Linked DNA regions of Homo sapiens: all the other regions are linked to region 1. Evidence: chromatin loops called from intact Hi-C (ENCODE). Cell type or tissue: heart right ventricle. All regions are shown on one strand.

Region 1 (5,000 bases):
ACTACAGGCGCGCACCACCACGCCTGGCTAATTTTTGTATTTTTAGTATGGACAGAGTTTCACCATGTTGGCCAGGCTGGTCTCAAACTCCTGACTTCAGGTGATCTGCCCGCCTTGGCCTCCCAAAATGTAGTGTTGGGATTACAGGCTTGAGCCACCGCACCTGGCCGAATTATGAGTTTTTATGGGTAAAGGGCCTGGTACTTAGTAGTAAATGCTAACTAGAATTATTCTTGAGTGAAAACATTTATTTAGTATCCAATGTATTCCAAACAATTCAAGAGATATAGAGAGGAAAAACACTTAGACCTGCCTTCTGGGGACTTACATAATTACAAAACAATGTGGTATAATCGAGTTAGGCAAAACTTCATCACAGAGGTAAAATTTAAACTGCATCTTGAAGGATAAATAGGGTTTCAACAAATGGAACAGCATTAGAGGAAATACATTCCAAGCAGAAGAAAAAGCTTGTGAATAAAATAAAACTATAAAAGACTATGGAGTCTTGGCTGTTATTAGATAATACTTTAACTTCTTCTCTGATGTATACCTTCTTAAATAGGGGTCTAAAGTGGTTTCAGGGAACATTTTGGAACTTCTAATCTTATAACTAGTTATTACCAAGTTTATAATAATTATTATTAGTAGTAGTTAACTGATTCGTCAAAGAGTTTGAATTTAAAAATTAGTTGGAACTGAGCGGTGCTGCTTTGCAGGGGTGCATTTGTTGTTACATGATTCTTATCCTGAGATGACTACCATGTGACAGGAGCAGTGAACTGTTAGAAAAACTGTTGTGGTTAGAACAATTGGAACTGGATGGGCTTCTGGAGATTTCATTAAGTTTCCAAAATTAAGCAGATTTTACTTTGGTTTCTTCTTTAGATAGGAGAACCTCATGTTCTTGTGATAGCAAGGAATGATAATTTTTTTTTTCAGTCAGATCTCAAGAAAGTCCCTTTTACTCATGGAATTTCCATTTGTGTACCAAATTTAAGCTGTGTTTTATCTTCTGCAAAACTTCTTCCTGCAGCTTTGCTTTCACTTCCTCTCCCCACCCTTTTAGTCATATACTGAAGAGTTTGGCAGCTGGTTGAGGTGTCAGGTCAGCATTTTTCACTGTGGAAGAAGGAAAGGTTGGGAACAGTGACGTGGGTATGGTTGTCACATTTTCCTTTCCTTTTTTTTAAGTGACCCACATGTTCTTTAACAAAAGCCTAGTGAGAACCTTGACTTGTAAATTGTTCCCTAGCATCCTGGAGATGGACTAATATGTGGGATGACATATAGGCAATAGATCCTCACTGAGAGTGTCCTTAAAAGCCCACGTACAGCAGTGAGGATTCTTGACTCTGCCTCCATGGCAATGTGACAGATTTTATGGAGAGAGATGGTGGGCTTCGGGAGTCACAGAATTGGAGGAGCTTAGCAGTTCATTCTCCATCCTCCTTTATTATTAACAGATTCTCCTTGGGTGCCTTTAGGAAATGCTGTATATATGGTGTTTAATCTCCCACCTACACACTTTCCTTTTCTTCACTAATGGAAATTGAATCCAGCTTGAGGAGCTCCAGCTCTTTCTGCTGGCCAGTTTATTTCAAGATTGAAATCCATTGTGGATTTGTTTGTTGTTTTTTTGTATTTTTGTGGGGTTTTTTTTTGGTATCAAATCTGCCTGAAACTGTTGGACTAGAAGCAAACTAATTATTGTCATTGTATGGCAGTAGAGAGAATAAAAAACAGTAATAGGTTCTTAAAAAGCTGTCATGACTTGAAGTGAAATAGGCCACTCTTGAATAGCTTAATCTATAGCCTGAAGGGCTTTGGTCCTGAAAACTGTCAAATATGAAATAGGATTTTAGATCATGGAATCCTGGCTACCTCCTAGGGGCAGCTTCAGCCATTAAACTCTCCCATAGACTATTTCATCTAGAAGATTTGCTTTGAGATTATAAGGAATGTGGAGGTAAATGAGCTTTTCTTATCAAACATTCCATTTGGGTGCTCTGTATCAGACCTGTTCTGGCAAATAAATAGAAGACACCAGGATAGACTGTTTTATTTCCTTGTGTAAGTGCCTCAGGAGACACATTTCTTATTTCTCAAGCATAACTTTGGAGACTGGAGTTTCCCATTTGGGGAGCGTTGGTGTTGAGCAGGGAAAGCTGCTAGTTATTGATTGCCACTGAAGTCATTTCACAAAGGCTGTAAAACCCAAGGATTGCTCTTTGGACAGACCTGCATCTGGTACAGATTCCCCCTCTATGAGACTGTTGTAGGTTAAAATAGTTTTGACAGTGTCTTTAAGTGCACCTCTTTGTCTCCAAATATAATTAGTGTTTAAAATGAAGCCCTCGTGGTTAAGGTTTTGTGGCTTAGACAGCAGCTCCATCTGGTGCTTGCTAAAGGTGTTTGCCTGGTTCATGTCTCGGTTTTTTTGTTTTTTGTTTTTTATTATTATACTTTAAGTTTTAGGGTACATGTGCACAATGTGCAGGTTTGTTACATATGTATAAGTGTCTCGGTTTTAAACCAGATGAATACAGATGGACACAAACTTGTAAACGAATGTCATATGCAACATGGGTTCCTAGTGCACACAACACTGACATAAGCAAATGGTGTTCCTGGTGAGTCTCATTTGGCTATTCTGTTGATAAGTGATAGCTGTTAATCAGCTTAGCCATCTTTTGACTGAATTAACTTACTTTTACTCAAAGTGGGGAATTATTTTTACTATTATCTACTAGTCTTTGAAAAAGCAAATATATTGTACTACTTACAAAGAGAAAACTTAATCCCACTCTTATCAGAGTCTGTTTAACTTGGTTAACAAGATATTATGCCAAGATGCCTTATTCTTTTTTGTATTCAGTGCTGCATAGTGCTAAGTACACAGGGAATTTTTTAATTTAAATTCTTGGTGACTGACAGGAACTGCCCCCAAACTGTTAATAAAAGTTACTTCTGAATAATAAGTTTACATATGGTTTCTATTTTCTTTATGCTTTTCTGAGTTTCCACAGTGAGCATATACAACAAAAGAAAAAAACATCTACCAAAAAAGGTAAAAACAAAACATATTGTAGGTAGTTGTAGCCTTGAGTCCCAGTTCTGGGTCTTTCTTATTTACTGTGTGTCCTTAGGAAAGTCACTGTCTCTTCTAGGCTTCGATTCCTTTGTCCATAAAACACAGTTGAATTAGAAACCTGCACAGTTTTAACATTCTAAGTATTGTGATTCTTTCCTCTTTCCTGTTTTTTCAGCCTCTCACCCTGGCCTGTATCTTTCCCCAATATTACCATTCAACATTATCTAGGTTTTCCCATCTTAAAATAAGGAAATCCTTTCTGGACCCCCATCCTCCTAGCTCCTTCTTGCTTCTCCTTCCTGCCTACTCTTCTCCAAAAGTTATCTACCATTGCTCTATTATCTCACTCTTCAACTCACTGCAGTCTGGTTTCCATCCCCACCACTGAACCAAATAGTTCATGCTAAGGTCACAGATGAGCTCATGTTGCCAAGTCCAATGGGCATGTATGTAAGTCCTCATTTTCCGTTACCTCTCAGCAGCATTTGAAATAGTTATTGTCTTTCTCCTTCATGACATTTCCTCATCTGGCTTCTGTGTCATCACACCTTGGCTGTTAGTTTTCAGTTAGGGGAGAGGAAGTAGCCCCTTCTCCCTGGTTCACCCACCAAGGCCACCTCCTCAGCTCACTATTTTCTTTTCGGCCTAAATATCTCTATACTAGTAATTCCTAAGCAGAGGAGAACCACAGAATTCTCATCCATGTTTCAGACTCCTAAATTCATATACTGTCTTGTATGCAGGGTGACAAAATATGGACTCATAGTCTTCCCTTCAAAAGTTGCACCTCCTCCAATGTTGTCATCTCAGTAAATGGCTCCATAATCATTTGAATACATAAACCTAAAACCTCAATACTTTTTACTCTTCAAAATCCAGTCATTCCTGCATCTTTCTCTGCCTTCCCTGACACCACATCCTAATCCAGATCCTCATCAGATCTTAGTTTGCCTATGTCAGTCTTTTAAGCCTCCTGTCCTGTTCTTCCCGAGTCCATTTTCTACATAGCAGCAGAGCTGTCTTTTTAAAGTCAGGTTTATTGAAGGTAAATTTACATGTAGTAAAATTCACTTTTTTTAAGTGCGTAGTTCTATGAGTTGTTTGTTTGTCTTAGACTGTGGTGCAGTGGCACAATGCAACCTCGGCTCACTGCAACCTCCGCCACCCAGGTTCAAGCAATTCTCATGCCTCAGCCTCCTGAGTAGCTAAGATTACGGGCATACACCACCATGCCTGGCTAATTTTTGTATTTTTGGTAGAGACAGGATTTCACCATGTTGGCCAGGCTAGTCTCAAACTCCTGGCCTCAAGTGATCCACCCGCCTCAGCCTCCCACAGTGCTGGGATTACAGGCATGAGCTACCGCGCCCAGCCTACCTGCCGGTTCTGTGAGTTTTGACAAATGTATGCAGTTATGTAACCACTGCCACCTAACATTTAGATTGTTTCCAGCTTTTGGCTGTAAACCTTTGTGTATTGGTTTTAGTGTAAACAAAAGTTTTTATTTATCTTGGGTAAATACCTAGGAGTGGGATTGCTGGGCTCCAAGGTAAGTTTATGATTAACTCTATAAGAAACTGCAAAACTGTTTTTCAGAATACCTGAACCATTTACATTCCCACCAGCAATATATGAGTTTCAATTGCTTCACATCCTCGCTAGCATCAGTTGTTTTTGTTTTAATTTTATTTTAACCATTCTAATAAATGTGTAGTGGTAGCACATTGTAGTTTTAATTTGCACTTCCATGTGGCTAATTATATTTACAATATTATAAATTTTATTTACTACAATATTATAAATATTGTAAATTATATTTACAATTTTTATATTGTTTAAATGCAATCCATGTATCTTTGGCTGGGCACAGTGTCTCATGCCTGTAATCTCAACATTTTGGGGAGGC
Region 2 (5,000 bases), 310 kb before region 1:
CAGCACCTTCTAGGGCCAGGCCCTGAGAATAAGTAAGTGGGGAGACAAGAAAGTCTTCCCAAGAGTAGAATGCCAGCCAATAAAGGTGGAAGGAATAATGGACTTATAAAAAAATCACAACAGCATGGTGAAGATTCAGACTGATTAGTGGATTTTATAGTCCTATTCAAATCCCCAAGGTTTTAGTGGAGAGATGGAGATCCGAAGGGGTTAAGTGGCTTCCGAGGTGATGCTGAAGTGGCCCAGTTGGGAATAATAGGACGGTGTCTTTGTAGAACCCAGGAAAATGTTTTTCCACTATGAGATTGTTGTATGCCTTTTGAGATACATGGGGCAGATTAAAATCTTCATTTCACAGATGTGAAAAATGTCTCCAGGAGCTGAGGAGACCTGCTTCAGGCTGCACCAGTGCTAACAAGCGGCAGAACCGGATGTGAACCCCAGAGTTCCCATCTCCCACGGCATGCAGAACTTCTTCGGCTACCTGAGCTACAGGAACCCTGGGAAGCAGGGCCAGAGGTGCCTGGGGACTGCAGCCCACTGGGGTGGGCATGGGGAAAGAGGAATATCATTTCTGGTTCAAGTTGCTAGTTTTGCAGAGTGTAAAATTACTGCACAGGCCCCAGAGAATAAACAGAGTTAACACCCCATTAAATACAATGGACTTTCAACGTGAGCTCTAGACGTGCCTAGATTGAAACTAGCTGAGCAAGAGCTGGCCCGTGAGTAAAATGTATCACATGCACTCCCTTAATGCTTCCAAAGAGAAAAATCCAGCGCAGGGAGAAGAAAGTGCCGGCAGCAGCTCTGCAGGCTCAGGGCTGAGGATCCGGTAATGAAGTCTTTCTGGAAGGTAAGAAAGGGCTGTGTGCTGCATGCTATTTTTAAACATGCTGGAGCAGCACATGTATCCCTGGCCCACGCACTTTCTCCAGCAGAGGAGGGGCCTGGGGGATGCAGCCAGGAATTTAGATGCTATTTATTGTATTTCCTTTTATCAGTCAAATGATTTTCCTATTTCCCACCTAGATAAAGATCTTCCACTTACAGCTCCAGCTTGTTGACCTTGTCAGGACTGCTGTGCAGCCTGAAAATTGGTCCCAGAGAGAGAAGGGCATTGTTTTTAGGGGGTTGCTTGGCGGGTTGGGTTTTTCTTCTCCCAGCAGGGAAGAGATTGGTTTACAAAAAAAAAAAAAAAAATTAAAAATCTTCCAGAAAACAAAAACTGATTGTTTTGTGCCTTTTTGCAGAACTGAAAGGCTGTCCAAGTATAGTTCACCAGCCATCCCCCTTGCATCCCCCTAATATCTCCACCCTACGTTTCACCAACACACACACACACACACACACACACACTCTCTCTCTCTCTCTCTCTCTCTCTCTATTAATATCTCTTTCTTTCTCCTGCAGCAGCAAGCCTGGCCCTGGCCCCAGACCCACTGCTGTGCTGCTGTCTTGGCAGGCAGCAGGGCAGAGGGGGGTGGCAGCTCTGTCTAAGCTTGTAAGCTGAGCCAGTCTCTTGGCTGTGCCAGCTCTGAGGCCCCTTAGAGATGCCAGTATGCCTGAGTGGGAGCAGTTGCAGCTTCCACTCGGCTGGAAGCTTTGGAGCCAGCCAGGCCTCCAGAAGCTGCATTCTCAGGCAAGGGTATGGCCCGAGGGCTGCTAATCAGCAGGAGGCCTCCTCTTGGGCAAGCTGCCCTCATTGTCTCGCCTTGCCTAGGCCTGCTGGCCAGGTTCACAGGCCAGAGACAGTGCCACTCTTCCTCACCTTCTCGGGAACGGGACCAGCAGATGCTGTGGGAGGCTGGGGTTTTATTGTAAATCCTCATGATTTCTGGCTCATTTAGAGCCACGAAACACAAAGAGAGCCAGCTAGAAGGAGGGAATCCAGCCCCTTGCAGGTTCATCATTTGAACAGCAAGGAGCTGCAGGCCCCTTCCACACTTGCGAGGGTCGGCTATGGATTGTAACAGAGCTGCCGGCTTTCAGGAACCCCAGGTTCTTTCCCACCATTGCAGTGTTTCCTAGCCGGGACAGCAGAGGGCGCCAGCTCTCCTGCCAGCACTGGGTCCCGGGCCGTCCTCCCGCACATCTGGAAATGGGCTCTATCACTCTCTTGCGAAATAAGGCCAGGGATCTGTCTGTGTCGGATGAATTGGCACCCGAGTGAGCACGCATACACATCAAGAATTCCACTTTCTCATTACTTCTATTTCTCCCTCAAGAGCACTTGTGGAATGTGGGGAATTTGCCTTGCCAAGGCGGCCAACACATCTGAGTCTTGGGCTTGGTCAGGCCTCGGTGGAGCGCTTGGCGGGACCACCTCTGGTCTGAAGACTTTGCCCTTCCCTCCGACATGCAGAGAGGGGGAAAAAGTAAACGGGAGGACAGGACCTCCCAGATCTTTTCCCCTGGGGAAGAAAACTAAAAATGTTTGGTCCTGACCTTCCGGGCCCTCCTGAAGAAAGCAAATGTCCCACATTAACAGGTCCTTGAGAAAGAAGATATAATTCCAAGAAAGCATTTTCTTAAATTACAAGTGATCAGAAATACCAAAGGTATGTGCAAACAATGGAGATGGAAAAGGAGAAACTGGATGGAGGAGGGCAGAGCTGAAGCCAACCCAGGGGCCTGGTTGCTGTTCTGAGGCTGCTTCCTAGACTTCTGAAAGCTGCATGCATTTAAATGTCCACATTTTCTCGCAGAAGCCAGCAATCGGTACTTCCCTTGGCCAAACAACACATCAGTCTAATATGGTGTGGGAGAAATATGTTACATTCTTTTATGAACAGAATGTTAACATCACCTAGAATCAATATTTATATCCAAGAACACAATGAACTGGCTTGTTTTGTGCTGCATGGGTTTAAGACAGGGACATTTGGGAAGAGTAGGGAGGCCGCCCCTCCTCCCACCCAGAAAGGCAGACCCGGGCAAGCAGGCTGAGGCTCCGGCATCTTCCAAAGGGTTTCTGCCTGGGAGACCATGCTCGGCTCCCTTCCTCCCTCACAGTCCTTTGTCTCCTGGGATTGCAAGAGGAAGCCAGAAGCAGCCAGTGGGGCAGGAATTTGTGGCGAGGTTCAGGACGTGAGGCAGCATCCTGTCTGCAGGACAGCCACCTACCATTCGTGAGGGCTGCAGTGGGGGAAGGAGGGTCAGGACATGCATCCCAGCATTTCCTACTGCAGATCAAAGTAGGGGCGGACACAACTTTACACAAGTCCTTGGATGAGGGGCTTCTAGGGGATGAAAAACTAGGAATAAGGGGGGATGACACTTCTCTTTCATGCTGCTATTTTTTGGCCAGGCAATTGTCCTCATTTGAGGCAGCCATTACAACAGAGATGGAAGCTGAGGTCTCCTGGCCTTGGAGTGCTGCATATTCTTCCAGAGGCTTTTGGGACACTCTATCTAACTCCTTAGGCTGGTTTCTTCCTTGATGCCGTTTTCCACTTTACTGCCTTTTTTTGTTGTTGTTCTTTATTTTTTTGAGATGGAGTCTTGCTGTGATGCCCAGGCTGGAGTGCAATGGCACAATCTCAGCTCACTACAACCTCTGCTTTCTGGGTTCAAGCGATTCTCTTGCCTCAGCCTCCCGAGTAGCTGGGACTACAAGGCATGTGCCACCACACCCAGCAAATTTTTGTATTTTTAGTAGAGACAGGATTTCACTATATTGGCCAGGCTGGTCTCGAACGCCTGACCTCAAGTGATCCACCCGCCTCAGCCTCCCAAAGTGCTGGGATTTCAGGCGTGAGCCACCACGCCTGCTGGCTTTACTGCCTTTGGAAGCTACTGGGCCTGCAGCCTGGAGTCAGCTGCTTGCTCCTTGCATGTACAATCCTTACCTAATTAGAAAAATAAAAACAAACAAAAGCCTTTCCCCCTTTCCCAGAAGATTTAAGGTTTGCCTGCAACAGACCATCTACAAATGTGAGACTTCTCTTCACCTAAGCAGACTGGATTGGGGCCTCATTTTGCAGAGCAAGCAGGCCTACTTCATTTTCAGATTCGATGCTGAAGGTCACCACTTTCAACCGTAGCACTTGTCTCTCATTAAATGTCTGGAGCTCATTATGATATATCTTGCAGAAAAGTCTTTGCTGCTTTAATAGGCATGATCTTTAGAAAAGATCCCTTGGCTTATGTGTAAGATTGAGGCATGATTAATCTTGGCCCCATTTAGTTGTGGGTCACCAGTGTTCAGGCTAGAGTGAGACCTCTCTGCATGATCACAATTTATAATTTTCCATAATCTATATCTTTTTTTATGTTGTTAGCATGTTTTGTTGCTGTAATTCATTTGGTCTGAACTATTGCTTTCATCTAGTTCTAAGAAACAACCAGTAAATATCCCAATCACATCTGCTATAAAACCAGCCAAGATAAACATATTATTTCATTATAAGCCACTATGTTTAGCATCCTCTTTACGGCTGCAAAGCTCCCCCTGCAGAAATCTCATGTGGCAGACTCATGTAAGTTTAAATATTCTGAACATCTTTACAGGTACTGACTGATTTAAGCCAATGGAAAAGTCTCACTTGGGTCCAGATGTTGTTCTGATGTCAAGGGCAGGATGAAAGAATAGTGAAAGTTAGCAGTAGGGGCCGGGTATGGTGACTCATGCCTGTAATCCCAGCACTTTGGGAAGTTGAGGTAGGTGGATTGCTTGAGCCTAGGAGTTTGAGACCAGACTGGACAACATAGTGAGACCCCCATCTCTATAAAACATGGAAAAATTAGCCAGGCATGGTAGTGCACATCTGTAGTCCTAACTACTTGGGAGACTGAGGTGGGAAGATCTCTTGAGCCCAGGAGTTCAAGGCTCTAGTGAGCTATGATCACACCACTGCATACCAGCCTGGGCAACAAAAGAAGACCCTGTCTCAACAACAACAAAAAAAGTTAACATTAGGGCAAAGAATAAAACAGTGAAATCTTTAGCCAGGGGTGGCTGCAGTTGGTAGGGTTTGACTATCTGCCTTCAGAGCAGTGCC
Region 3 (5,000 bases), 68 kb after region 1:
AATCCCTCAGGCAGATGAGGGGTGACAAGGAGCCCCAAACTGAGAGAACACCTGGAGGGTAGAGTGGGTGGCCGGCTGCAGATAGCTCAATATAGTAAGAGCAAATGGAACACAGGTGGGAAGTAGGACTGGAAAGGGAGGCAAGGCCAGGACTTTCTCCTATGAGGATAAAGCGGAGCCGCTAGGAAATTTAAATAAGGAGGAAATACCAGCTGTTGTTTTTTAATGGCTCTGTAGCCATGTGGAAGATGTATTCGAGGGGATCACATTAGAGGCAGGCAGACCAGTTGGAAAGCTTTTGTGGTTGTCCAGGCAAGTGATGAAGGTAGCAATAGAGATGGAGAAAAGAGGATAATTTGAAAGTTATTTAGAAGAAAAGTCAATGAGAGTTGATAATTAATTAGCCATAGGGAGTGAAGATGCAGGAGAAATCCAAAGTGAATTTGGTTTCTCATCCAGGTAACAAAGCCATTCATCAAGAGAGGGAGTACTGGGAAAGCAGTGAGTTTGGTGGGACGGAGAGTTCAGGTTTGGTTATGTTGAGTTTAAGTAATCTATGGGTTAGGACATATATGGGAAGAAATCAAGTAGGTCATTGTATAGATGAGCCTAAAGCCCAAAGACAAGGGTGCGTTACAAATGTAGACACGGAAGTCAGTAGTGTATATGACATGGTTGAAGCTATGAGCAAGCTTGCGGAAGAGAGTTTGTCAATGAAAAACTAGGATGGAGAGCAGGCACTCCAAACACCAGCACTTCACGGAACCTTTGGGAAAAAGGGTCAATGAAGAAGAATGAGTAACACCATGCCATTCAACGACAGATTAATTCCATAGTCATATCATCCAGTTTTGCACAGGTCCACCTTTCCCCCTATCCCTCTGACTTAGTTGCCTTAAACAGAGTATCTGTTGTTGAGAGAGCATCAAGAGGTATGTCCTCTCACAGGTCCCAGGCTTTGTGATCATTCTGAAAGGTTCAGTAGTGTTAGACAGCACTATCTTCTCCCCAGCTATTTTTAATGGGACTTTACAGTCAAAGCCCCTGATGGTCTACTTTTTAGAAGTTAGCTCTCTAGGTTGAAGTTATTACAAACATAAATGCTTTTTAATGACAAATTTGCCTTAAAGGTATGCAGGGCAGTTGTCATGAGCAACATGGAAAATGAGCCCCTGAACTGAAATGTATGTTTGGAATTAAACTTTTCAGGTTGTGCATGATGAATCATTTTCAAGCTCTGTTTCCCTGCTAAGATTGTAAATGTTGGGTTCTTTGACCCGAGTCTGAGAAGGTCTCAGGAGAGGGTAATTTGGCTATGATTCTGGAAGACAATATGTTGTTTCCCCTCTCCCCCAGTTTTCCAACAGATGATTTATCAGTGGTTAAAGGGTCCCCACCCTCTGTATTTAGGAATCTGGTCAGAATGCTTCAGGATGCTGTGTCTTACAGATGGGAAGTGCTCAGGAGCCATGAGATACTTGTTTGAATGATCAATTGATAATGAATTAATATTTTTCCCTTCTCTGTCCTCACTGATCTTTATTAACCCAGACAAGCAGCCAGTTTCCCTTCAAGCCTCTGTTTTTGCAACTGTAGGTTATTCATGTTGGTGCATATGTATATACCAGCTGACTGGCTGTCCCTTTTGATGTTCCTCTGACTCCTTTGGAGAATAGCTCAAGCGGGCATTTCCTGTGAGCTGGCAAGTGGGCGAGGGTCACTGTGCCCAGGATGGGCTTCTCTTCCTGTCTGTGCTCTTCACACGAGGAGTTCCCTTGGCATGCATTTGGTATTGCCAGCATCATAGAAGCAAAAGCTTATCCAGAAAGAGGCCCTATGGTGTATTTTACAAGAAGATTCAACCTTCAGCAGCCTGGTTTTGTTCTCCTGCTGCACAGTTTATAAGTAAATGACTCCTGGATATTGATATTGCAGCTCCCTCTAGTGTCACTGTGGCTCAGGCTCTCATAGCATTTTTTCTTGCCTTTCAGAAAATATAGACAGCACAGAATCTGCCAAATTCACAGCATTTTAAGTAGATTTTCCCAAACATAGCCAAGGCAAATATGAGGTGATTTTTCCCCTATTAGAAAAGGGAATGTTTAATGAAGATGTAGGACCATTCCAGTTCTAGTTTATTTTTATTCCTATTTTTAAATTTTGGGGGTCCTAGGAGGAGTCCTGAAGTAATCATTTATAGATTAAAGAGTAGCTGGCATGAACAAGTAGAATCTTTCTTGAGATTCCTCCTGCTACTCTTGAGATGCCAGCTACTCTTTATAAAGAAGGAATGTGAATTCTTTTCAAGAAAGATAATGAGAGCCAAGAAGAAGTTACTTTAATCCCTGGTAGAGAAAATACTGGGTAAGGGCAGAAGGAAAAAATTTGACAGGAAGAACCCTATCCATTTGTTCTGAAAAATTGGTTTGTTTTCTGAAATAACTTTTGAACTAGAAATTTGTTATCTGAAGTCAGGTCATTTTGAGGTTTTTTTTTTAACTAAAGGAGTTATTAATATTTGAAAAATGGCTACAATGTGGTACCTAGAATAATATAATACTCCTACCTAAATTAACATCATTGCAGGCTCCATAATAAAGATTTATGAGATACCCATCAAGCAAAATCCTATTATGGAAATCTCCATTGGTCTGTGTTTGGGTTGTAACTGTTTTCAGGGTTATGAACCAAGTAAAATCACTCTTTTTCCCTCCTCTTTTACACTCTAGTCTTCTCCCTTTTGCCTTTGCTCTTAAAGCTAGAGTGACTCATTATTCTTCAACCTGTCTATGTATTATAAAATGAAGAGATAAGGAAGTGCTGCCCACTCAGGTTATCTATCTAGGGAGACCATTTTCCTTTAGAGCATCCAAAATCGTGAAACAATTTATCATTTCTTCTTCGTAAATCACTTTGATCCTTTATCTCAAGTAGATCTGTGAAGCTAAACATAAATTCTTATTGTAGTATCCACATTCTTGTCTACTCACAAAGCTCTGGAGGACCTTATAAAAATGTGTGTGTCTGTGTGAATGTCTAGATATAATTAGAATATCACAATTAAAATACGAGTCACAATTAGAATACCTTCTCTGCTTCTAATATTAAACTACAAGGTCACAGTTTTTTTTTTCAGCCTGACTTGACATAGTTAAAAACTAGACTTGGCCAAACAATTCTCTCTCATAGCTTTAGGTTGCCCTGTCTTGGATTCTAACATACTGCTGGTGTTAACTTGTTTGTCAGGGCTGACCCTGGCTTGGAGGTATTGAATGTTAGCAGTTTCTTTTTGTCTGTCCTCTATCAAATTTGTGATCAGAGAGCCTCACTGCTGTGGCAGGTGGCTGTCGGGACTCAAAATAAAGATCTATTTTTCTGTTTTGCTCATTGTTTCAAAAAATTAGGATTCTCTAAGATTGCATTAGTTTGACATTTGCAAGTTGTTAACTGCTTTAGTCATTATCAGTGTTGCATTTGTACAACTTTGTAGTTTACAGATGTACGCTATATACTTGATCCCAATTAATCCTCACAACTGCCCTGTGAAGTAGATTTCAGTGTTCTTCATATTGTCTCCTTTAATAGGGAGACTGAGACCCAGAGAAATTAGTGAAATGCTCAAGGTTATACAGCTAGTAGCAAAGCTAAATCCCAGGCCTCCCAAGCCCTTGGAGAGTGTCATTTTTTATAATGTAACAGCTAGAGTTTAACCATCCAATCTGATTCAGCCAAATTTAGTGGTATGAAGAGTTGAGACCCTTGAGCTTTCATTCCAGAAGACAATATAATATTGAGCAAATTTAACTGGCAATGGGGATAATGGTGCCATGTGCTGGATCCAACTCCTATACAACTAAACAATGACTAGTATAGAATTTTTAAATACCTGGTAACACTTAAATGTGAAATATTGCCAACAGTGCAGTTACAAAAATAACAAATGTTATGATTGATGAGCATATAGGATTATATATTATACTGCATATACTAAGACTTCGAGAGCTTTCCAGAGATAATATTTTCTGAAAGATATATGTTTGAACTTGAACTCAGGCTGGGGATGTCTGTTCAAGACCAGAAGTTTGCTTAAAAAAGAAATACTTAGTATATCCTCAAACTGAATTAGATAGGTAGTAGAAGACTTGAAGGAACTTGTGCTGAGGTATAGATAGATAGATAGATAGATAGATAGATAGATAGATAGATAGATAGATAGATTGATTGATTTCCATGGCACTGATCACTGATATCAGGCTTCTTTAACTGTAGTAAATATGATAAACTAGAGAATAAGAGAAAGAGAGAGAGAGATGCTTTTCTCCGCTGAGACTCCCTTGTCTTTGATCTTTTTTTTTTTTTAATCTATTTGAATGGAAATCAGAATGTGCTGCTTCTCAGAACTGGGTCCTATCTGAATCTTCCTAAGAATGTGTACATTTTTCTTTTTAAATAAAAATGACTAGAAATTGCTTTTTTAAGTTTTGCTTTTCTGTATTATTGTAATAAACATGCAGTGTAAACACTACAGAGAGTGCATGTTCCTGGGAGCCTTTGATATTTGTAATGTGGCAGTGTGCCTCTGCTGAGGAGGGAGAGCAGAGAATGACCCTCAGTTAACAGGGCTGTGGAGCAGACTCCAGACCAGACTATTATGATCCATGAACTAGTATTAGAGACTCAGTCTTCCACGGTCAGCCTCTCTATAGCATGAGAATAACCCATTTGGGGGTGGTTTTACTTACTTTTTGCTTTGATAACCCCTTAAGAGTAGAAATAGAATCGTCACAGTATGTAGAACTCTTGGCTAACTTTTTTTGATCAAAAAATTCTTCCTTGATCCATAACCACTTAGTAAAGTTCTTTATGAAAGGTTTTATTGCCTCAATAGTGGGTATTAAATGAGGCCTGTTAAGAGAAAGCATAAAACTCAGAAAACCACCATTGAAATGTTGGCTTTGTTCTGACTAGGTCAGACCAGTGACTCTCTCAACCCTACCAGT
Region 4 (5,000 bases), 160 kb after region 1:
GACACATGCTCACAGGCATATGCAGGGGAGCGTAGGCACGTGTGCACCATCCTGTAAGCACATGTCCTTGCTCTGTGGCACACGCACATACACACACAGGCTCAGACACACATGGCACACACTACAACACAGCGCTCTGCCTGCGGGGCCCTGGCCACTTGGAGAAAGAATGCTCTGTCCAAAACAGCCTTTGCAGCCAGTGCAGCTCCTCTGGCCACAGGAGGGCCCAAAATAGCAGGGCCGGGGTCCCTCCTTCCTGGCAGGTTCTCTGCAGGCTCTGCGGGCACGTCCCAGCTCAGAGAGGGTGCCTGCTCCGGCACCTCAAGCCTGGGCTGGCTTCTGGGGACCCCCTGTCTGCTCAGAACCCCACATTTAGAATCCTGAAAGCCCAGCTGGCAGATGGGCAGGTGGCACGGGCAGCCACGCTACATTTCTGCCAGCAGAGCTGCTAACCAGAGCTGGAGCCCTGTCTGTGGAGACTGAGGGGCGCATGGCTTGGGCTGAGCTCCCAGCACTTGGGAGGTAGACATATGTGTCCCATCCTGTGAGAGGGAAACTGAGGCACAGAGATGGGAAGTGGTATGGCCAGGACACCCAGGCCTAGCCTGGCCCCAGCCTCAGGTACAGCTTCTTCCCCTTCAAGGCTCAGTTGTGACTTTTCATTTTCAATTCTTTGGCCACTTCACAACGATCCTTCCTCCCCAGGCAAGAAGCGGATCTGTGTGCTGCCCTGCCACCCTGTGCAGGGCACCACCCTCATCACTAAGGCCCTGAGAGGCTCAGCCCCCATCCTCACAGGCCCAAGCCCAGCCTCCAGGCCAGTCTGCGTCCTGCCTGCCCTCCAGGGAACCTATATCCAACTTCAGCCCTGCAGCCTCCCTGACAAGCATCTGCCAGCCTCTGCTTACACACCTCCCATGATGGGGACTTCACTTCCATGCAGTCACTCTGTCTCGGGACAGCCATGCCCTACATATGGGTGAGAAGTACCTTTGGATGCTAAGCAATGCCATACAACTCTCCCACCCCAGTCTGTGTCTGACCCCTCAGCCTTGGGCAGTCCTGTGGGGTGACTGGCTGCAAGTCTGCCTTTTTCCAGGACAATCAGCCCTGATCCTTGGACTCAAGACCAGTTTCCAGTGACCCCCACAACTCAGACTGCCTCCTCTGGACACTGCCAAGTTGCCACAGACCCTCTAGAGTCTGCTGTAGTAGGATCCTCCTAGGCGTGAGGCAGCTCGACAGGAAGGACCTTCCATGGGGCTCTGGGACTAAGAGTTGGCCTTAGTGCCAGCGGCCAGGCCTCTGCCCTCCCTACCCACTTCAGATCACCCTCAAGCCCCAAAGCCTGGAGTGCTGTCCCACCACCACCCCTGCCGCCCTCCACTGGCTCTACCAGGAAGGTCAGCCCCCTACCCCCACAGCAACTGAGAGGCTGGCAATGGGGGAGCAGCTCCCCCGCCCCCTGCACCTGCCTCACCTTCTTCCTCTGCTCCTTCTGCCTCTCACGAAACTCCTCGAGACTCCGCAGCTCCTCACGCAGGGTCAGGGCCAGCTGGATGTGTGAGCTGCCCACATTCTCCATTTCTGGGGGCAGAGCATGGATACTGGTCCCCAGTGTCAGATCTGATGGGCCTCAGCCACCCACAACTCACCCGTGTGGGCCAGCCCAGCCCCAGCCCCAACACCTCATCTTCTGTCCCCCCAAACCCTCCACCAGCCTCGCAGTCCCAAAAGATCCCATTGCCCCAGGGTAGGGGACTTACGCTGCTTCAAGGAGTCAAAGGAGGCCCTCAGGGAGCTGCAAAACAGATGGGTCCAGGTCAGGAGGAGGAGAGCACAGCGGGAACCTACAGTCCAGGCTGCCTCCCGGCGGGGTGGGCAGTGGGGAGGACTTTTATTTTGGTGGGAAGACCCTGGGTCACTCTAGAACCAAGGGACCCTTTAGCCAGATGGTGACCATCCACTGGGGCCCCAGACTGATTTCTGGAAGACAAAGCTCTCTGCAAATTAAAGCAATCAACCCTCTGCAATGTGGCAGAAGGAGGAGGTACCGAAGGCCCCCACCATCTGTGCTCCTAGCTGCATTCTTAGAGAAGAGGGGATTGTCTTCAGGACCCTCCCTCCCTCCCCTGAACTCCTCTCCCACATTCACAGCCCTCTCTCCTCGGCAGGTACCAAATGGCCCCAGGGTGAGGCTACAGGGGAGGGGACAGTGTTCAGATGGGCTCTCAGCAGGTGGCCCGGGGGATGTTTGGAGGAGGTTGGATGGCCGTGGGAGAGGCTAGCAGGGCAGGGCGCAGGAGTTGAGAGGTGGGCACTGTCTGCCAGGGAGGGAGGGAGGGAGGGAGGGAGGGAAGGGCCCAGCACTGCGCATAGGAGGCAGGGAATGATGGGCGGGGGCTGCCAGAATGAACACATAAAAACAGGACACCCAGTGCAATGTGAATCTCAGATGAACGAGCACTTTTTGAGTATAGTATGCCCCTTGTAGTATTTAAAACGGACTTTTATTTTTAAAGTATTTGTTGTTTATCTGAAATTCACGTTCACCTGGGCATCCAGTATTTTATCTGGCTCTCCCTGCAGCCTCTCTGTGGAGCAGCTCGGCTGCCCCCTGGCGGCCATATGGCCTCATGACGCCCACCGGACAGCCCTGGGTGGAGGGGGCAGCGCACCAGGCAGGCTTCTCAGGGGGCTTCTCCTCTCAGTAGACACCTGGGGAAGCAGAGGCCAAGGAGGAGCAGTAGCCTGGCAGGAGCCTGGGGATCCAGGCCTGGGGGAGATCGGTGGGGGCCAGGCCCCTCGCCCTAAACTCGTGGATCCCAAAGTGAGGTCCACAGACCAGCGGCATCAGCATCCGCGGAGCCTGTTAGAAATACAGATTCTCAGGCTCCTCCCCGACCTCCTGAGGCTGAGGCTTCGGGGTGGGGCCCGGCCCCAAGCGCTGCTGATGCCCATCCAGACGTCAGAACTGCTCACAACTCTGCCAGCACAGGTGCCTTTATTATCCCATTTCACAGATGAGAAGCCAAGGGTCAGAGGAGTGAAGGAGCTGCGCCCGTGGCCACCCTGCGGTAAGAGGCGGAACCAGGGAGAGGAAGAAGGAGAGGGGTGGCTGTGTGGTGACCCCACCTTCCCTTGTGGGGCTCAGGACTCTTCTCTGACTCCTCACCAGCAGTGGCACCTCCAATCCCTCTGCTTCCTGTCAGTTCACCCCTCAGCTCAGTCCCACTCATTCAGTTAGAGGCCTCCAGGCACAGCGTGGTCCCCGCACCCCCAACCCAGCCCTTACGCACACCACCCTCCAGCCCCGCCTCCTTCATGACCACAGCATACCCAGACCCCTCCCAGAGCTCAGGGCCTGCACATCCACTTCCCCGCCCTCACCTTTTGGGTCTCATATCTGACAGATACCTCAAATTCAGCGTGTCCAAAACCGGACTCAGCACCTGCCCTGCAAACCTCTCCTCTTCCAGGGCTCCCCTCTTGGCAAAGACACCACTGTCCACCAGCTATACACACCAGAAACCCAGGAGTCACACCAGGCTCTGTCCTCTCCCTTCCTTGCCGCCACCTTCTATTTTATCTCCTAAATCTCGTGACTGTCCTACGCTAGCTGCCACCACCGCTGCAGCCCCTGCCGCACCACCTCCACCTCCCACCTGTCAGCCCTGCTCTCTGCCCCTCCGCCCGTTGCTTCCAGGTGCCAGGCTCCATCTTGCCTCAGGGCCTTTGCACGTGCCCATCTCCATTGCTGCATCTTTGCCTGGCATCCTCTTTTGTCCTTTCTGAGCACTGATGTCACTTTGGGCTGGCCCAGCGGATGTCTGTCACGCAGCTGAACCATGAGCCCTTGAGGACAGGGGCAATGCCTGGCTCTCCTCCTCATTGTCCCCAGGCTCATAATCTAAATTTTCTCAACCCCAAACCCACCTGTGGGCCACCCCGGTTCATGGTCTCAGGCTGAGGGGTGCTGTAAGGAATCGCAGGTTCTGGGAGCTGCTGGCCCTTTTCCCAGCCCCCACCTGAAAGCTGGGAGCCTGCCTGAACGTACAGCACTGCCAGGTGGACATTCAGCCTCTGTCCCACCCCTGGGACAGTCTTGACAGTGATGGTCTGTGCTCACCTTGAACTCCCATTTGTCCCCATGACCTGGCTAGGCCTTGGGTACTGCATAGATACTGGTGCTACCTCTGTCTGGGGTACCTGGGCAGGCAGGCTTTGGCCCCTCCAGGCCCCTCTTCCTGTCCCCTGGGCTGCAGGCCTTCCTGCCCCAGGTCCCCTGTCCCCGTTGCTGGAACCATCAGGCCACCCTAGTTCAGCTCACACAACAAGGCCCAGAACACTCCTCCCTTTCTTGGCCCCAGATGAAATTTCAAGGAGGCAGCCTCAGCTCTGTGGATGAGAGGAGGAGCCCAGCTTTGCCCCAGAACCCCCAAAGTGAACAGCCTTGAGCTCTGATCTTGGGGAGGATCTGGGGGCCACATAAAGTCATTCTCTGCCCCATGAAATTCCTGCTTCCTCCCACCGTCTGTGCAGGGAAACTGTCAAGATCTCCCTGAGCACCTCTACTGTGTCTCCATCGCATGTTGAAGACAGGGTCCTGCACAGGCCTCTGCCTACTGCCATCTGTCACCAGTGCCTTCATGTGTAACTCATCCCATTGCCCTTTTTGACTCGGCTCTCAGGAAGCTCAGTCTGAAATTCTGTGCTCAAATACAGTCCAGATTTCCAGTGTGTTTCCTGCTCTGACCCCACTGTGTCCCTGCTGCCTGCCCACCAGCTGACAGGAGTAGCCCTCTCGGCTCCCTGTGCTGAGGCTGTGCCCACGATGAGCCAGCGTCAGGGGACATCTGACAGGAACAGGGCCTGGCTCTCTCCCGCCAATATCCTCAGCAATGTCGTCATTCTCTCTGAGTTCAGAGGAAGAGAGACCATGAAAAAAATTTTAAAAATCTCTCTGACAGGAAAACCACAGCATTTTTGGTTTGTGACAA
Region 5 (5,000 bases), 360 kb before region 1:
CTATCTTGCCTTCAGTACTCCAGGCTTGCTTCCTTGGCACTACTAAGCTCCCTCTCCTTCATCCTTACCTCAGGGGAGAAAAGGGGAAATGGAAACAGGAAGGTGTTACCTAAGAGCCTCCAGCTGGGTAGTCCTGTTTCCTTGGACTGTGACAAGGATGAGGGCTCAGACTGTGAGCAGGATCAGGGCTCAGTCTATTAGTGAGGTTGGGATTCAGTTAGAGTCTCTGACCCTCAATCTCCACACTTCTTTCCTTGTTTGACAAGGCAGGGCATGTGGTCTGGCTCACAGATTTCACTGGCCAAATTAGGCATGAATCACCAGGGTCGAATGCAGTGCCTTCTGCTCTCCCACATCGTCCTGGCTGTCTTATCTGTAGCAGTGCTTCTGGGCATGCAGTCGCCGCCTAGCTCCTTGCATGCTGATGACCTCTACCCTGAATGGCAGGGCTACAAGCTGGCTGTAGCAATTTGAGGGAGTCACCTACCTTCCTTCTCCTTCTGAATGTCCCTGTAGGCACCTTGAACTCAACCCAACAGCCTGAACACTCCCTGGAAGCCTGCTTCTCCCTGACGTTGCCAGTTTCAGCCAAAGGCACTCAGAGGTCCAACTTGACAATGGGACATTGCCCTGGAACGTGCCCCTAGGAAATCAATCCCCAAAGCCTCCCCGTCCAGTGGATCACCCCCTGCTCCCCATTTCTTCAGCCACAGGCCTGAATGTTTTTCCGCTGAGACTTAGAACAGCCACCTCAGGGGTTCCTCTGTCTCCACCATCATCCTTTCCTGCCACACTACAGTAACAGTGGCCTTTCTAAAGTGTAAGTCTAACCATGTCACTCCCTGGCTGGACCTACATGCACTCAAGGGAGAGGGCTGAGCTAAGATAGTAATTTGGGATAGATCACTTTCCAACCACGAGAGAGGTGGGCTCACCAGGGGAGGGCGCGTCAAGTGAGAAGAAAGAGAAGAGGGCTTAAGCCAAACCCTGAGATTCTTCAGGGATGGGAGGGGAGCACCCAGTCCCAAGAGGGAGCAGGGAGGAGGAAACCCAGGAGCCAGTGCCACTGCAGGAAGGAGAGAAGCTGTCAGGTAGATCCATGCCCAGACCCCCTGAACAGAGCGCTCACTTTGTTCAGCAACTTAGAGGTTGCTGGTGACCTCAGTAAGAATCGTTTTATCTGGGAGACATAAAAAACAGAGGGCAGAGGCGTGGGGAGGAAGTCAGAGACGGGGGCAGTGAATGTACACAACTCTCAGTAATTGGGACTGGGGCCAAGGTGGGAAGGAAGATCACCTGAGGCCAGGAGTTTGTGATCAGCCTGGGCAACACAGCAAGACCCCATCTCTCCAAAAATTTTTAAAAAATAACCGGGCATGGTGGTGCACATCTGTGGTCCTAGCTACTGGGGAGGCTGAGGTGGGAGGATCACTTAAGCCCAGCAGTTCAAGGCTGCAGTGAGCTGTGATCCTGTCACCGTACTCCAGCCTGGGTAACAGAGGGAGACTCTGTCTCTGGAAAAATTAAAAAAAGAAGTGAGACTGGGACAGATCTGGCCATGGCAGAGGAGAGCCAGGGTCAAGGGAAGGTTTTATTTGGAATAAGAAGGAGCAGACCCACTCAGTCCTATATCCTTGGCCCAAGCCTGTCCTGCTCACTCTCACTACCCTACCCTTCTGGCTCTGGCTCCCAGAGATGCTACTTGCTCTTGAAAATTCTGGCTGGGGGAGGTGGGAGGGAGTGATATAGACAGACTGTCAGATTCAGAGTAGGGAGGCCCAGATACAGGGCATGGTCACCTAGATGTCAGCTGCAGATCCAGGGCAGGGGTGCTGGTATCCTGGGCCCTGCTCCCCCTCTCATTCCCCACCTTCATCGAGCTGGGGCCTTTCTTCATGGAGCTCTAAGAAGGAGAGGAGAGGCAGGAGGGAGCTGGAGGTGGGGTAGAGCACCAGGAGGCTCCGTAGGCATCTGGAGAAGTGAGGAGGGACAGAGAGGAAATATTAACTCAGTCAGGGAGCCGTCAAGGTCCAGAGTTGGGAGTCTGTGATAGTTCAGGTCCTAGGCCTGCCCCCACCTCGTCAAGTGATGCTAGGCTCTGTCCTATCATATCCGAGCCTCCGAGCCCAATCTGTGACCAGACAAGGCTAAACAAGCTGACCCCACTGGCCTTCCTGCCACGTCTTCCTGAGAGGTGAGAAGCAAGGGTCAGTCTGTGCTGCTCTGGATGGGAGTGGAGCTGGGAGCCAGGGCAGGGCAGGGCAGGGGATGACAGGCACCACTGCGCCATGTTCCAGCCCTTCTATCTGTGTGGAGGACACGGCTGTGAAATGTAAGTAAAACCCAAGTCTAATTTCCTCGGTCAGAAGGAGGAGGCACTGCAGCATTTTCAAACCCTAATTAAACCCGCTCGGGCGGTGTAACACCAAAATCAGTTCCAAGATCAATATTGCTATTCATTTAGAAGTGTAACGAGGTTAGAGAGGTGAGCAAAGGAAATAATTAACTCATTTGCAGCCTTTTTAAACAGAAACAGTCGTTTTAATCTCCAGGGTAATTAGCTATGCTCTGTCCATCAATCATGACCTCAGCCATTATTTTAAGTATTTGATTAATCAAGGAGGAAAGGGGTTAAGCCACCCCTCCAAGCCCCCAACATTGGCCCACGTATTGGGGATGACCCCTGGGCAGGCACTAGAAACACTTCTCCGGGCGGGGGGCAGTCTAGGCCAGCATTGAGAGTGGCCAGCAGGGAAGGGCTACAGCACAGAGGGTGTCCCAGGTGAGACACGTGGGCAGGTGGGGAACAGCTCCCTCTCCTGGCTGGTCTCCTGCGAGAGGACAAGCCCTCCCTGGGCATGGAAGTGCTGGGGCCCTGGAGCCCCAGGTCCTGGTCCATGTACCGCGCCTGGCTTGCTGAGTGACCTCAACAAGTCCCTGCTACCATTTCTGTCCGTCCTAGGTGGAGACGGAAGCCCATGGAATTAATCCGGAGCTCACGGGTTCTAAGTGCCCAGGGGCCTCCGGCCACTGGAGGGCAGCAGAGCCCCAGGGACCCCTGAGCCCGTGGGCTGGGCTTGCCAGAAGCGGGCGGCGGCTGCGCGGGAGCTGCTGCCTTGGGAAGCCTGGGTTCTGGCGGATCCGATGGGAAAGTCCGGTCTGGCTGCCATCTCCAAGGCCTCACGGCAGCCGGAGGGGTGGGTAGCCCCGATAAGTGTCCTCATTTGGCAGACGAGAACCAAAGCTTCGGGGAGTGCCAGGACCTCCCCGTCCGGGCCCCCACACCCCAGTTCCTGAGGCTCATTCCTGAAACCTGGAGGGGACGCCCCCGGAGATGAGGAGGGCAGAGCTGCCCGGACTGGCCTCTGTCTTGTTCTGACAGCCCGGGCGTGGCCACCCTTCTCAGCCAAAAGGGGATCCTGGGGGAAGCCAAGGCCCAGACATGGGGCCTCAGATGGGGGAAACTGAGGCCCAGAGAGAGGCAGGGCTGTGCTGATGTTCTCATTAGTATTTGTTAGCAAATGTGGGGCACAGAGTCACTGCCTCAAGGTCCTTATGATGCACTCGGGAAAACCGTGTGCAGATGGTGACCAGGCCGTGGGTGAGAGAGCTCTAGGAGGCAAGCCCGGGGTGGGGAGCCCCGCGGGGCAGTGGGCACAGCCCAGGCAGTCCAGGGAAGCCTCCTGAAGGAGGGGGCCTCTGAGCTGACTCAGAATGAAAGGTGGAGAAGTGTATTCCTGACAGGGAGGAACTGGTGCAGGGCACGAAGGAGTGGGAGTCGGTTGAATGAGTCGTGAATTGGGCATGGCTGGCCCACAGGCCCTGCAGGAGAGCAGGAAGGTGACAGGAGCCTAGGATATGGAGGGGGATCCAGGAGTGTGAGCGGAGGCTCTGGAAGGGATGCGTGAGGGCGGCTAGGGTTCATGTGGCCTGCCCTGCTGAGCCCGTTTCTGTCCACTCTAAACAGCTGTGCTGGGCGTTGGACCTGCCCTATGGTGCTTGATGTCGCTGGACCCGGGACCACCTCTTAGTGCTGTCCTCCTCTCTAGAGCCCAGATGAAAAATGACGAGTCCTTGGGAGGGCAGGGGTTGGGGAGCAAGTGTTCCTAAAGGTTCTGGGAATTCAGGGGTTGGGGAAAAGGAGACAGCCAGGATAGACATAGGCCGAGCCCACATCGACCTTCCTTCCAAGACAGCCCCTCACTGCCCTGTGCCATGCCAGTGCCAGCACCATCATCACTGGAAAGGCCTCTCCTTGCATGCCTTTGGCTTTGGGGAGCTCACCACCTCAAACAGCTCTAATGGGGAGAAATTTTCTTCAGCTGCTGTCTCTTGTCTCTCTACAGTCCCTGGCTCTTTGCCTGGGGTACCCTGAGAGCCCTGCCTCAGAGTCTTCTGGGACATCGCTGGGGTGCCCAAGACTGCAGTAGTCAGTCCCATGGGCAGGCAGGGAGTACTGACTGTCATCATCAGCCAACGAGCAACCAGAAAGGCCAGGGGACTTGGCTGGCTGGCCTAGCTGGCATCGGATTTGGGGGGAGTCTTCCAGCCCCAGGCACTGTCTCGGCAGACTGGGGGAGGGCAGGAAGGATGGGAATATGGAAGCAGAAGAAGGAGGAGAAAAAGAAGGGAAGGAGGAGGAAGGAGGACCAGGATCTGGCCTGGAGCTCGGTTGCCAGGGGCAACAGCATTGCATTCTGAGGAGGAACCAGATGCTGAGGAGGGCGGCAGGAGGAGGGGAGCTGGGGTCCAGGCAGCAGATCCAAGGCTCCTAGGGCTTGGGGGCGGGGGTACCCATTTGGCAAGAACCCCAGGAGTCCCAAGTGTGTGTGGAGCCCTGGTGAGAGCTCCTTAGTGGCTATTCTGACCCCAGGGCTCAGAGGCAGACATGTGGAGTGGGAGGAAGGCGGGGAGGGCTGGGCCAGCCACATTTGTAAGCTCCCCACAGCCGCTCTCCAGGCTACAATTTGTCTAGGACTCCAGAGCGAAAGCAGTTGTGA

Evidence for each region. A loop is a pair of places that touch in the nucleus more often than their neighbours do. Peaks named below come from ENCODE experiments on the same cell type or tissue, not always from the same donor. Only the 100,000 strongest peaks of a DNase experiment are listed, where the experiment ranks them.
Region 2: it touches region 1 in a loop (10-fold over the local background); 67 of 110 quality-filtered maps call a loop at or near these places.
Region 3: it touches region 1 in a loop (2.6-fold over the local background); 22 of 110 quality-filtered maps call a loop at or near these places.
Region 4: a loop joins it to region 1, with 2.8 times the contacts of the local background. A loop is called at or near these places in 5 of 110 quality-filtered maps.
Region 5: it touches region 1 in a loop (11-fold over the local background); 69 of 110 quality-filtered maps call a loop at or near these places.

Annotation. Positions count from the first base shown.
Region 1 is chr15:77,184,083-77,189,082 of GRCh38, reverse strand. All of the region lies in intron 6 of PEAK1 (pseudopodium enriched atypical kinase 1), which reads left to right. Among named protein-coding and RNA genes, the nearest start is that of LINC00597, 39 kb to the left of the region's middle. RefSeq lists an enhancer at 1,119-1,338. In heart right ventricle, a CTCF peak has its summit at 2,397 (motif pointing left); a DNase peak (open chromatin) is centred at 1,102; H3K27ac peaks cover 4,099 bases.
Region 2 is chr15:77,494,039-77,499,038 of GRCh38, reverse strand. It overlaps a transcript of HMG20A not described here. Among named protein-coding and RNA genes, the nearest start is that of HMG20A, 76 kb to the right of the region's middle. RefSeq lists enhancers at 1,027-1,826, 1,898-2,192, 2,629-3,429. In heart right ventricle, CTCF peaks have their summits at 1,801 and 2,032 (motif pointing right); DNase peaks (open chromatin) are centred at 858, 1,508, 2,048 and 3,060; H3K4me3 peaks cover 2,425 bases; H3K27ac peaks cover 5,000 bases.
Region 3 is chr15:77,115,920-77,120,919 of GRCh38, reverse strand. The region is part of intron 9 of PEAK1 (pseudopodium enriched atypical kinase 1); the gene reads left to right. Among named protein-coding and RNA genes, the nearest start is that of TSPAN3, 47 kb to the right of the region's middle. In heart right ventricle, a CTCF peak has its summit at 1,948 (motif pointing left); no DNase peak of the experiment used is centred here; H3K27ac peaks cover 819 bases.
Region 4 is chr15:77,022,085-77,027,084 of GRCh38, reverse strand. PSTPIP1 (proline-serine-threonine phosphatase interacting protein 1) reads right to left here. Exons shown (of 15, transcript NM_003978.5): 4 at 1,767-1,801; 5 at 1,481-1,587. Among named protein-coding and RNA genes, the nearest start is that of PSTPIP1, 29 kb to the right of the region's middle. RefSeq lists an enhancer at 4,919-4,968. In heart right ventricle, a CTCF peak has its summit at 2,636 (motif pointing left); DNase peaks (open chromatin) are centred at 2,654 and 4,816; H3K27ac peaks cover 223 bases.
Region 5 is chr15:77,541,551-77,546,550 of GRCh38, reverse strand. No RefSeq gene overlaps it. Among named protein-coding and RNA genes, the nearest start is that of LINGO1, 89 kb to the left of the region's middle. RefSeq lists a silencer at 2,651-2,865 and an enhancer at 4,369-5,000. In heart right ventricle, CTCF peaks have their summits at 2,802 (motif pointing left) and 3,005 (motif pointing right); DNase peaks (open chromatin) are centred at 3,060, 4,680 and 4,930; H3K4me3 peaks cover 963 bases; H3K27ac peaks cover 2,447 bases.